2 separate regions of the Homo sapiens genome follow, and region 1 is linked to region 2. A link is an interaction called in ENCODE POLR2A ChIA-PET data of the cell type or tissue named here. Cell type or tissue: Panc1. All regions are shown on one strand. Each heading gives the region's core, and the rest is flanking DNA. Links, peaks and the distances in the headings are about the cores only. Region 1 overlaps PCBP3 (poly(rC) binding protein 3). Region 2 overlaps PCBP3 (poly(rC) binding protein 3).

Region 1 (5,386 bases), core at 194-5,193, 76 kb after region 2:
GAGGGCATGGCTGTGACCCACTGGAGAAACTCACTGAGGTACTTGAGGCTGGAGCCAGTGCTGAGGTGCCTGTGAGACTCTCTGGGCAGTCATCTATTGGGGTGCTGGCTACTCTTGATAAGAAACTGCCCACTGGCTGCCATGCCATCAAACAAGAACAAAAGCCCTGAAACCTGGAAGAGAAGCCCCTTCCTCTACCCGTGTCCCTCCAGCACCCTCTGCTGACAAGCCCACCACTATGCCAACTGGTCAAGGAGGAATTTTCTTAGGGTCCAGCACCAATTTCAACAAACGGGGCCAAGACAGGTGGGATCAGGAGTTAAGAGGTAATAACAGATAACTGGCACAGCACACCATTTGGGTGGGTCTGTTTCTTGACTCTTCTATTTCAATTTCTCCATCTTATGTCAAGGCTCTGTACTGATTACTATAGCTTGATAGTATATCCTCATAATGGCTGGTGGAGATCCTCCACTGGCATTCTGCATTACAACTGCCTGTGCTATTCGAAGTCTTTTGCACATCTTTATATGTTTTAGAATAAACATGCTGATTTACACCTAAAAAAAACAAATTGCTGAAATTTCGATCGTGGTGTTTTAGTTTCAAAGAGCAGTTTGGGAAAGAACTGATATTTTTATAATATTGAGTTTTTCAATTCAAATAATATGATTTATTCCTCCACTTAAGCATTCTTTAATTTTTCTCAATGATATTCTGTTGTCTTTACTATAGAGGCACTGGTTTTATTTCTAGAAGTTCTTTTGATTTTACTGCTGCTGCTACATAGAAATATAATTGAGTGGTCTTTATTCACCTTCTATCCAGCAACCTTGCTAAATTTATTTACAAATTTCAGTGTAATGCCATGTAAAGTTTTCAACTATGATTGTGTATTTATTTATTCCTCTTTTCAGTTCTGTTTTTGCTTTTTGTATTTTAAGGAGACAATATTAGATGCATGCCTATTCAGGGTGTTACATCTTCCCACTAAACTAGCCCTTTTATAATTATGCAATGACCTTCTTTTTCTCTGGTAATATATTTTGCCTTAATGTCAATTTTGACTACAGTAATAAAGTTATTCCAGTTTGTTTTGGTTAATGTTCAAGTGGTATAGATTTTTCTCGTCTACTTTCAACCTAACTACATCCTTGCTTTTAAAATATGCTTCTTTTAGACAAAACATAGTTTTTATTCTATAGACAACCTTTAGAATTTTAATTGGAGTGTTTAATCTATTTGCATTCAATTTGTATTTCTAAAATGTTCATTTTAATTCTACCATCTTGCTATTTGGTTGGTTGTTGTTTTTGTTGTTTTTTGGGTCCTGTGGTTCTTTGGTTACTTTATTTCCCCTTTCCCATCTTCGTTTGGAATAATGAGGTATTTTTTATTCCGTTGTTTTAATCTCAGCTTCTTTATTTATTCTAGTGTTATCATTTTCGTAGTTATCTAAGAGATTTCAATTACACTATAATTTATTACAGACTGCTTTAAAAATCTCAGAAGAGTTTAACTCCCTTTATCCCCTCCTGCACTGACAGAGTCATATATTTTTACATGTTATAGATTCAATATGACATTATTTCTGTTTTAAGCAGTAAGTATCTTAAAATATTTGTTCATATATTTACCCTTTCTTGTGTTCTTCATTTCTTCTATGCTTCCATTTGGGAATATTTCCTTTCAACCTAAAGAACTTGCTAAAAGTATTCTTATAGTGCAGGTCTGTCTATGACAGACTGTCTCAATCTTTGTCTGAGAACATATTTATGTTGCCCTTCATTTTTGAAAAATATTTTCACTGAGTATAGAATTCTAGATTGACAGTTTTCTGTCAGCATTGAAATTCTTCATCTTTTTATCCATTTGTTCCTCTTTTCCTGTTTTTAAACATATTAATCATATTTGTTCTCATCAAATTTATTGGGGAATGATTTACCTTAAAAATTATATTCTATTAAAGTGTACAATTTGATGAGTTTTAACAGTTGTGTATGATCCTAAGACAGGGCATTTCCATCACCCCCAAAAGATTACTTGTGTTCCTTTATGGGCTATTCCCTCCACTGCCTCTGGGTCCAAGAAAAACAAAAACATGCTTTTTGTCATTTTAGATTAGTCTGTATTTTGTATTAATGGAATCATATACTATAAACTCTTTTTATGTCTGTCTTCTTTCAGTTAACATAATAATTTTGAGATTCACCCACGTTATTGTGGGTATCAGAACAATGTTGAAGAGAAGTGGCAAGAGTAGACATCCTTGCCTTGTTGGTAGTCTTAGGAGGTAAGTGTTCACTATTTCACCTTTGAGTATGAAGTTAGCTGTAGGTTTTTTATAGATGCCCTTTATCAGGTTGACGAAATTATTGTATGTTCCTAATTTACTGAGAATTTTTATTATTAGTGGGTGTTGAATTTTGTCAAATGTTTTTCTGCAACTATTGAAATAATTGTCTGGTTTTTCTCCTTTATTGTTAATATGGTGAATTACATTGAATGATGATGATTACATTGAATAATGAGTAAACCAACCTCGCGTTCTTGCTATAAACCTCATTTGGTTGTGATGTTTTATCCATTTAAAATATTTCTGGATTTGATTTGATAATGTTTTAAGGATTTTAGTACCTAGTTACATGAGGAATATTAGTCAGTAGGTTTTTCTTGTAATATCTTCATCTGGTTTTGGTATCCGGATATTCTTGGCCTCATAAGATGAGTTCAGAGGTGTTTTCCTCTCTTCTGTTTTCTGGAAGAGTCTGGGTAGAATCAGTATTAATTCTTTTAAAAACATCTGGTAGAATGAACCAGTGTAGCCTTCTGAGCTTAGAGTTTTTAACTAGAAATTGAATTTATATAGTAGATATGGGCCTATTCAGGTTATTTATTTCTTTTTGAATGAGCTTTAATTGCTTCGTTGTTTTGAATGAGCTTTAGTCTTTCAAGGAATTCGACCAATTATTCCCAGTTGTTTAATACGCTGGCTAAAGTTGTTTAGGATATTCTCTTATTATCCTTTTATTATCTGTAGGATCTGTGGAGATAATTCCTCTTTCATTCTTGATATTCATGTTTTGTGCCTTCTTTTTTTTTTTATCTTGATCATTCTAGCTATGAGCTCATAGATTCTGTTGATCTTTTCAAAGAACCAGCTTTTGGCTCAATTTTTTGTCTGTTTTAAATTTTGTTGATTTCTACATTCTTATTTTTTTCCTTCAACTTACTTTAGATTATTTTGCTGTTCTTCTTCTAGTTTTTTGAGTTACAACCTAAGGTCTCTGTTTAGAAACCTCTAGTTTGTCCCTGAACTTGAGAGTGGCCTTCCTGGATTCTTTATTGAGACCCTTCCAGGTCCTTATCTCCTCAGTCCTGAAAGTTCAGCCAGTTAAAGCTTCTGAGCTGATCTTTTCAGCTTCCTGCCACATACTATGGATTCAAAATCTGGAAAAATGACTTGAGGGGAAGACGGACTGTGTACTTGTTGCAGGCCTGTTTCCTTCAGGGTGACTCTATCCCCTAGACACCTGGAGAACGTGGGAGAGTTGCCATTCTATCTCACTGGTCCATCTCCTGGCTTCTTGCACAGTTCCAGAACTTGCCAGATAATCTGGTGGACAGAACAAGCCTTGTGCTGGGGACTCCTTTAGTTTCCAGTCAATTATAGTAGTACCTTGAGACTGCAGAAACACTCTGCTGGTTTTTCTTTTCTCCCATAGAATCCCTCAGCTTCAACCACATGTGATTCTTAGGCAATGTTTGGAATTACTGGCTTATTTTTAGCTTATCTAGAAGGGTTGTTATAGCTCATATACTCTTCATTGCTTTGATCATTTTAGAAATACAGTTTTTGCAATTTACCATTTTTTATAAATCCACTTGTTCCATTGGTAATGTTGGCCTGCTCTGACTCACTGTATTCTAATTGAGGGCAGAATTCTCCCTCTCTCTGTTTAATTTATGTACAATCAAATTCATCTATTTGAGGTGTACAGATTAGTGAATTGTGATGTATATACACACACACACACACACACATACATACATACATATATATGATATATATATTTTATATATATATAATATATATATGAGATATATATATATATAACTACCCCCACAAACAAGATATAGAACATCACCCCAAAAGGCTCTGGTACCCCTTTTCATTCAATATTCCCCACTCTCACCTTCCAGTCTGGGCAATTATTGATATTCTTATGTAAATAGAATCATATGATATGTACTGACTTCTTTTGTTATGTCTGGCTTACTTCTTTCATCATTTTTAAGATGAATCCATACTGTATGAATGTATTTTGTTCCTGTTTATTAGTTAGTATTGTACTCTTTGTTTACTTGCCTGTTGATAGATTTTTTAATTGTTCCTAGCTTTTAACTATTATAAATAAAGCTACTGTGAACACTTTTGTACATGTCTTTGCATAAGAATATACTTTCATTTTTTTGTGGGTAATTATCTGGGAGCGGAATGGTTAGGTGGTATACGGTAAGTGCTACGGTATTTAGCTTTATAAGGATCTGTCAAACTGTTTTCCAAAGTGGTTGAGTGGTTTACTCTCCCCCTTGCCCTGTGTGATGGATCCAGTTTACCACTATTTGTATCACTACTTATTTTCATTACATTTTAGCCATTCTATTAGATGTATACCGGTATCTCTTTACAACTTTAGTTTTTATTTTCCTAAAGACTAATGATAGATATTAATATCTCCTTGTGCTTTTAGCTTTCATTTTCCTGAAGACTAATGATGATGAGCATCTTTTTCATATGCTTATTAGCCATTTGTATGTCTTCTGTGATGTATCTGTAGAAATATTTTGGTATTTTTTATTGAGTTGTTGTTTCCTTATTATTGAGCTGCAAAAGTTCTTTGTATATTCTGAAATAGTCCTTTTTTCAGATATATGTAGGAAAAAAATTTCCATTCTATTTGCCTTTTCATTTTGTAAATGGTGTCTTGCAAAGAACAGAATTTTAAAACTTTGATGAGATGTAAATTAGTTTTTCTTTTGTTGATGTATTGCTTTATTTTTATTTTTATCTATTTGTTGATGTATCTAAGAATCTAGCAAGCCCCAAGGTCAGAAAGATTTTCTCCTTTGTTTTCTTCTAAAAGTTTCATGGACTTAGCTTTTATATTCAGGTTAATTTTGAATACAGTGTTAGGCAAGAATCAAGGTTCTTTTTTTTATATATGGATATTCAGTTCTTCTGACAGTTTGTTGGAAATATTTCCCTTTCTCCACTGAAATGCCTTGACACTTGTCAAAAATCAATTGATCATACAAGCTTGGGTCTATTTTTAGACTCTGTGTTCTGTTCCATCTACATGCCTATCCCTATGCTATCATATGC
Region 2 (5,386 bases), core at 76-5,075:
AACTTGCTAGAACCTCCAGTAAAATACTGAATAGAAGAGATGAGAGCAGGTTTCCTTGCCTTACTCCTCATCTTAGGGGAAAGTATTCAGTCTTGCGCCATCAAATACGAGGTTAGCTCTAGATTTTTCATAAATACCATGCATCTGAGGAAGATTCCTTCTATTGTCAGTTTCTTGAACGTTTGTATCTGAAAGGAGTGTTGCATTTTGTCAAATGATCTCACTGCATATTCTAAAATGATACTGTTTTTCGTTTTTAGTTTGTTAAGACGGTGAAATATACTGATTAATTTTAGACAAAATGATGCTCTGAAAATGCTCAAAGCTTACATTTACTTTTCAGTCACCCACCACACTAAACTGCTAATTAATGCTAAATGTCTGGTCAACCGAAATCTCTAAGTCTTTACTGAACGCCCACCATGTGCTTGAGACAGAACTTTAGTGACCTCATCATGAACATGCGTCCCATGGGACCCCGTGTGGAATATTAATTAGCCCACTGTCTAGTCTCAAAATACATAATCTACTGGACATAAACATGCAAAAAACTTAATGTTACAATATTCAAATCCTGGTTCAAGGCAACAAGAGCAGCTGGATCATAAAGCACCAACAATTCTATCAATGGACAGCAATGCAGACCCCTGGCTGAGCCAGGGGGAAGGAAGAGCAGGCCTTCCGGCCAGGACATGAGGACTGGCTAAGGGAGACAGGTGATTCAGGCACACATGTTTACACTCCATCTTTCCCAAATTTCCACTGAATTGATTGAAGAAATCAGGAAAACAAACCACTGGAAAGCACAGATGCAGGGCCCTCCGCAAGCTCCCATGTGACGGCATGGGCAGCGGGTTCTAGAGGCCCCTCTCCTGCCCTTCCTGAAAAGCAGTGTGCCATGGAGGCAGTGGGTGAGGGAGATGCTGGGGATACATGGCTGCAGAGGCTGGCCCCAGCCACACAGGGTGCCACATGGGACCAGAGGCCACCAAGCCCCCTTTCAGCACCCCACAAGGCTGGGGGGGACCCAGAACTGGTGTGCACACATTGCATGAAGCTGATGGCTCTGCCTCCTGCTACTTTCACATCCAGCTCAGGGTCCGAATAACCTTAAAGGAGATCCCGGTGAAAAATGAGGGCTCACAGCAGAAAATGTCCATACATGCACGCTGGGAAGAAGGCAAGACCAGCACTGACTTCTCCTTCAGGGAGCAGCAAACAGAAAGAAAGAAACACAGAAGCCATAAAAAAATCTCTGCCACATGAAGAAAAACACAACAACACAGCAGAAGGTAGAAGAATGCATGTTCAGAAATATGCACAAAAAGAAACAGGTTATTTTAGTCAATGGCCTGCTATGTGCTTTCAGAGACAAGAAGGAAAAGAAAAACTCAATGAAACAAGAGATTAAAAATTGTAAAACGATAGTCTAAAAAGAAAAGGAAATATGAATAAAAAATTATATTTGGCTTCAAAATAGCTTTAGATAAAGTCTAGAGGAACTGTAATCATGAGAAGAAATGATCAAAATTTCATTTACTTTCCATATTCTTAATCTTCTGTTCGCTAATTTGACTTCAGGGGAGAGGAGGCGCCCCTTCGGCGGAGTTCAGGGGCGCCGTTCAGACGGACACAAGGAGGGAGGCCGGGTCGCCGTCGATTATGCACCATGTCCAACACGAGGCCGCCACCTGCCAACCCCCCGGCGTTCACCATGTCCTGTGGTGGTGAGCACTACCATCTCCACGGCCCACTGTGTGCCTCAGGGCTAAACAAAACCTCCTGCAGGCTAAACAATGTCCAGAAAAGTTCTTCTTCCATTTTGTCTTCCCACAGACTCAATAATAAAGTGTATTTTTCCTAACAAGAGATGCAGTTTCTGCTGGGCTGAGTCACAGAGCTGCCGTACTGTTAAGCTTTCTCTGAAATATGTCACGTCACATTTCTATCACTTGTGAAACGAGCGGCCCATTTTCCCTCCCTGAATATCACACACTAGTTACACTCCAGAGGCCTGCCTACGAGAGACGGCCAGCCAGAGTGAAGACCTGGCAAGGCAGAAATGCAGGACTTTAGGACCCCAGAGAGAACCTGCAACCATGGGTGGGGCAGAGGCAGGCTGGCCTGCACGCCAACCCAGAGTTTCAGAGAAGGCACCTAAAAGGTCCAGACACCAGTTCTCTCCTCTGTAGGGGGAACACAAGACCGGCCTGGATAGGCGGTTCTAAGAATTAAACTGAACAAAGCACAGTAGGGGCCGCCCATTTGAAGATCCCTTTCATTTCAGAGACGCAGGTGCTCCAGCTGCACGCACAGGCGATGCGCCCACAGTCCCAGCACAGGCAGCAGACAGCCCTGCGTGAGCACCCGCGTCTTCTAATGGTGAGCACGCACTGTCACCTGCACTCAGGGACAGGTTTGGGAGGGCGAGTTTTACCCTGAGGAATGGGTCGTCCAACACTCCCTCAACTGTAGAAACCTGTGTACACTCAATTCAAATAACAGAATAACCATGGGAGAGCACTGTGGGAAAACCCACCCATCTCATGCCACCCACAGTGTCTTGTGGGGCCCTGGAACTGAGCTGGGCCTTAGCCAATGCCCAGTGAATGCAAGAAGACAAGGATTCAGTGGAGAAACAAATGAAAGAGGGGCTGAGGCTGAGCTAAGTCAGCACAGGCAATGCAGTCTGTAGCCAGTGCCACACAAAGCCTGAACCTTACTTCTGGTAACAATCCCCAAACAGCCCTGAACAGAGAAGCAGAGACACCGTCCTCCTGGAAGTCCTGACACGTGCTCACCTCCTGCCATCGGTCATCATGCCCTGATTGCGCCTTGGAGCTCTGGCATCCCCGAGTCAGACGGAACAGGCAGAGGTGCCTGTCGTGGAGACGAGGGGACGATAGCACTGCAGGCCAGGGGTGCCTGGCTCCCTGCTCACAGGGCAGGCACAGCACGTCCTCAGCCAGGCCTCCAACTGCAGATGGCGCCCTGGGAAAGCCTGCTGCCACCATGGGGAGGGCAAAGCACACCAGTGCAATGGGGTAAAAGTAGCAGGAGGCAGAGCCATCAGCTTCATGCAGTGTGTGCACTCAACTGGAGTGTTCTGAGTCCTCTTCAGTGTTTCCTTTGCTCAACAAATTTAAATCTCCACAACTCAGAAAGGAAAAGTTGTGCTGCTGTACTACACTAAATCAAGTTGAATTACCAGGAAGCTATCACACAAGAATGTGGTAATGATATACTGGAAAATGTGAATACATCTCCCCTCAAATGCATCTGCTTTGACACCCCTAAGACACCATGACGGTGCCCCACAGTCTGATGCTCAGTAACAAGAATTCTGCCAGTGATTTCCACTGAGCAACAGAAACGCCTTCAGGAATTTACTGTAAGCAAAACCACAGCCAAGTATAACACAATATAACAGACGTGAGAGTCTCGCAGTGCTGGAAACCTTCATCTTGTCCAAGTGCTTTCGCTGAGAAACGTGAGGGTGGCTCACTGCCACCCACGCAGGGAGCATCAGCAAAGGCCCACGCAGGGCTAGGCCTCAGCAGGCACCACACGGCCACACACAGAGGCACCCCACAGCCCAGGCTCTCCCCACCAAAGGGTGAGAAGGCAACTGCCCCACAGTGTGTGCCCCAGTGCAGCTGGGAGGGAAGCAGCCAGCCACCTGCAAGACAGAAGCTGGTGCATCGTGGCAGCAAGGACACTGGCACCATGGCCTGTGGCCAACGTGGGTAGTGACACTGGTCCTAAAACTACAGGCATCCTTCTCAAACAATCAAGCAAAAACAAACCTGCTAGAGTTCACTAAACAACAGCAGGATCTGTGCCCTTGCTCACACTGCCTGCCCCTCTAACAGCCCTCCCTCTGCCTGCTCAGGACCAGCACAGGCCCCCTCCTCTCTGAGAGCCTGTCAGTGCCCTCTAGGGCACCACCTGCAGGGGCCTGGGGCCTGACATGAGCACCGGAGCAGGAGCAGAGACCCTGCCATGGCCTCCCGACTGGCCAGCACAGAGCTGCCTCACCACGAAGGTCTGTCCTATCCTGAGCAAGTCCTTTTACCTCCCCATGCCCCATTTCTTAAAATGGGGATAAAAAAGTGCCACCTCAAGAAGGCAAAACAGTGCAGTGCGGCTGCTGTGGAAAACGGTCTGGTGGTTCCTCAGTCAGTTAACACAGAGTCTCTACGTGTCCCCCAGGTCCACTCCTAAGGAACTGAAAAGAGGTGTCAAACAAAAACTTGTAAAAGAATGTTCATGGTGGTACTATTCACAATAGCCGAAGAGCAGGAAAAAAACCAATGTCACTAATCAATAAGTGGATGTGGTATATTCATACAACAGAACATGATTCAGCCATAAAAAGGAATGAAATTCTGACACATGCTACGATGATGCAGATAAACCTCAAAAACAGGATGCAAGTGAAAGAAGCCAGACGCTGTGTGGTTCCATTTATATTAAATACCCAGCATGGGCAAATCTGTAGACAGAAATTAGACTAGTGGCTGCCAGGGGCTGGGGAAAGGGGGGATTGGGAGGGACTGCTTAACGGGCACAGGGCTTTACTTTGGGGGGGTGAGAATGTTCTGGAAGTAGGCAGACGTGGTGGCTGCGTAGCATGAAGACTGTGCTCAATGCCACTGACTTATACACTTGAAAACGGCACAGTTTATGTTATGTGAATTATGCCTCAATTAAAAGGGGGGAGGGGAGTGACCCCTCACAGAGCTGCTGTCAGGGTCAAAACTGAGTACTGTGTTAGTGAGTGAGTGTGTGTGTGAAAGTGAACATGTTTCTAGTCAGTGTCTGACAGACTGTAATGATACCACTCTTGTTGTTGTTGTTGATTGTGTTGGCTTTCTCATTTGGTTTTTTCTTTTTTTAAAGAAAGAAAGAAAAAGCTCTAAATAATGCACAAGTTAACTGGCTATGAAGCCCTAAGGGAGAAAGGAGACTCTCAGGATAGGCAGAGTCCTGGCAGCTACACACCTTTCCTGTTGAGAGGAAATCGGCCTCTTCCCTCCAGTCTTTTCAATGACCAATGAGTGACGGGGACATCTGTGGGCATCTGCTGGGGCCTGTGCTCACACAGGCCAACTGCAGGCTGCTTTCCCAAAAGTGTAACCGTGAGGTAAAAAGTGCTTTCATCTGCTCAGCTGCCATAACAGAACACCACAGACTGGGGGCTTCCACGGAAGCTGGAAATGGAGATCAGGGTGCTGGCTGGGTTGGAATCTGGTGCCGGTGTTCTTCCTCGGTTTTGCAGATGGCTGCCTCCCTGCTGTGTCCTCACATGGGTGCAGAGAGAGAGACAGCTCTCGCATCCCTTCCTCCTCTTACAAGGCCATAGTCCTCTCAAATTCGGGCCCAC

The links. ChIA-PET counts read pairs that join two places held together with the same protein. Peaks named below come from ENCODE experiments on the same cell type or tissue, not always from the same donor. Only the 100,000 strongest peaks of a DNase experiment are listed, where the experiment ranks them.
Region 1: POLR2A ChIA-PET joins it to region 2 with 7 read pairs; 2 of 35 experiments call an interaction of 5 or more read pairs at or near these places.

The regions. Positions count from the first base shown.
Region 1 is chr21:45,690,115-45,695,500 of GRCh38, reverse strand. All of the region lies in intron 2 of PCBP3 (poly(rC) binding protein 3), which reads right to left. Among named protein-coding and RNA genes, the nearest start is that of PCBP3, 49 kb to the right of the region's middle. In Panc1, for the core only: a CTCF peak has its summit at 233 (motif pointing left); no DNase peak of the experiment used is centred there; H3K27me3 peaks cover 528 bases.
Region 2 is chr21:45,766,376-45,771,761 of GRCh38, reverse strand. The region is part of intron 4 of PCBP3 (poly(rC) binding protein 3); the gene reads right to left. Among named protein-coding and RNA genes, the nearest start is that of PCBP3-AS1, 67 kb to the left of the region's middle. In Panc1, for the core only: no CTCF peak of the experiment used is centred there; a DNase peak (open chromatin) is centred at 2,981.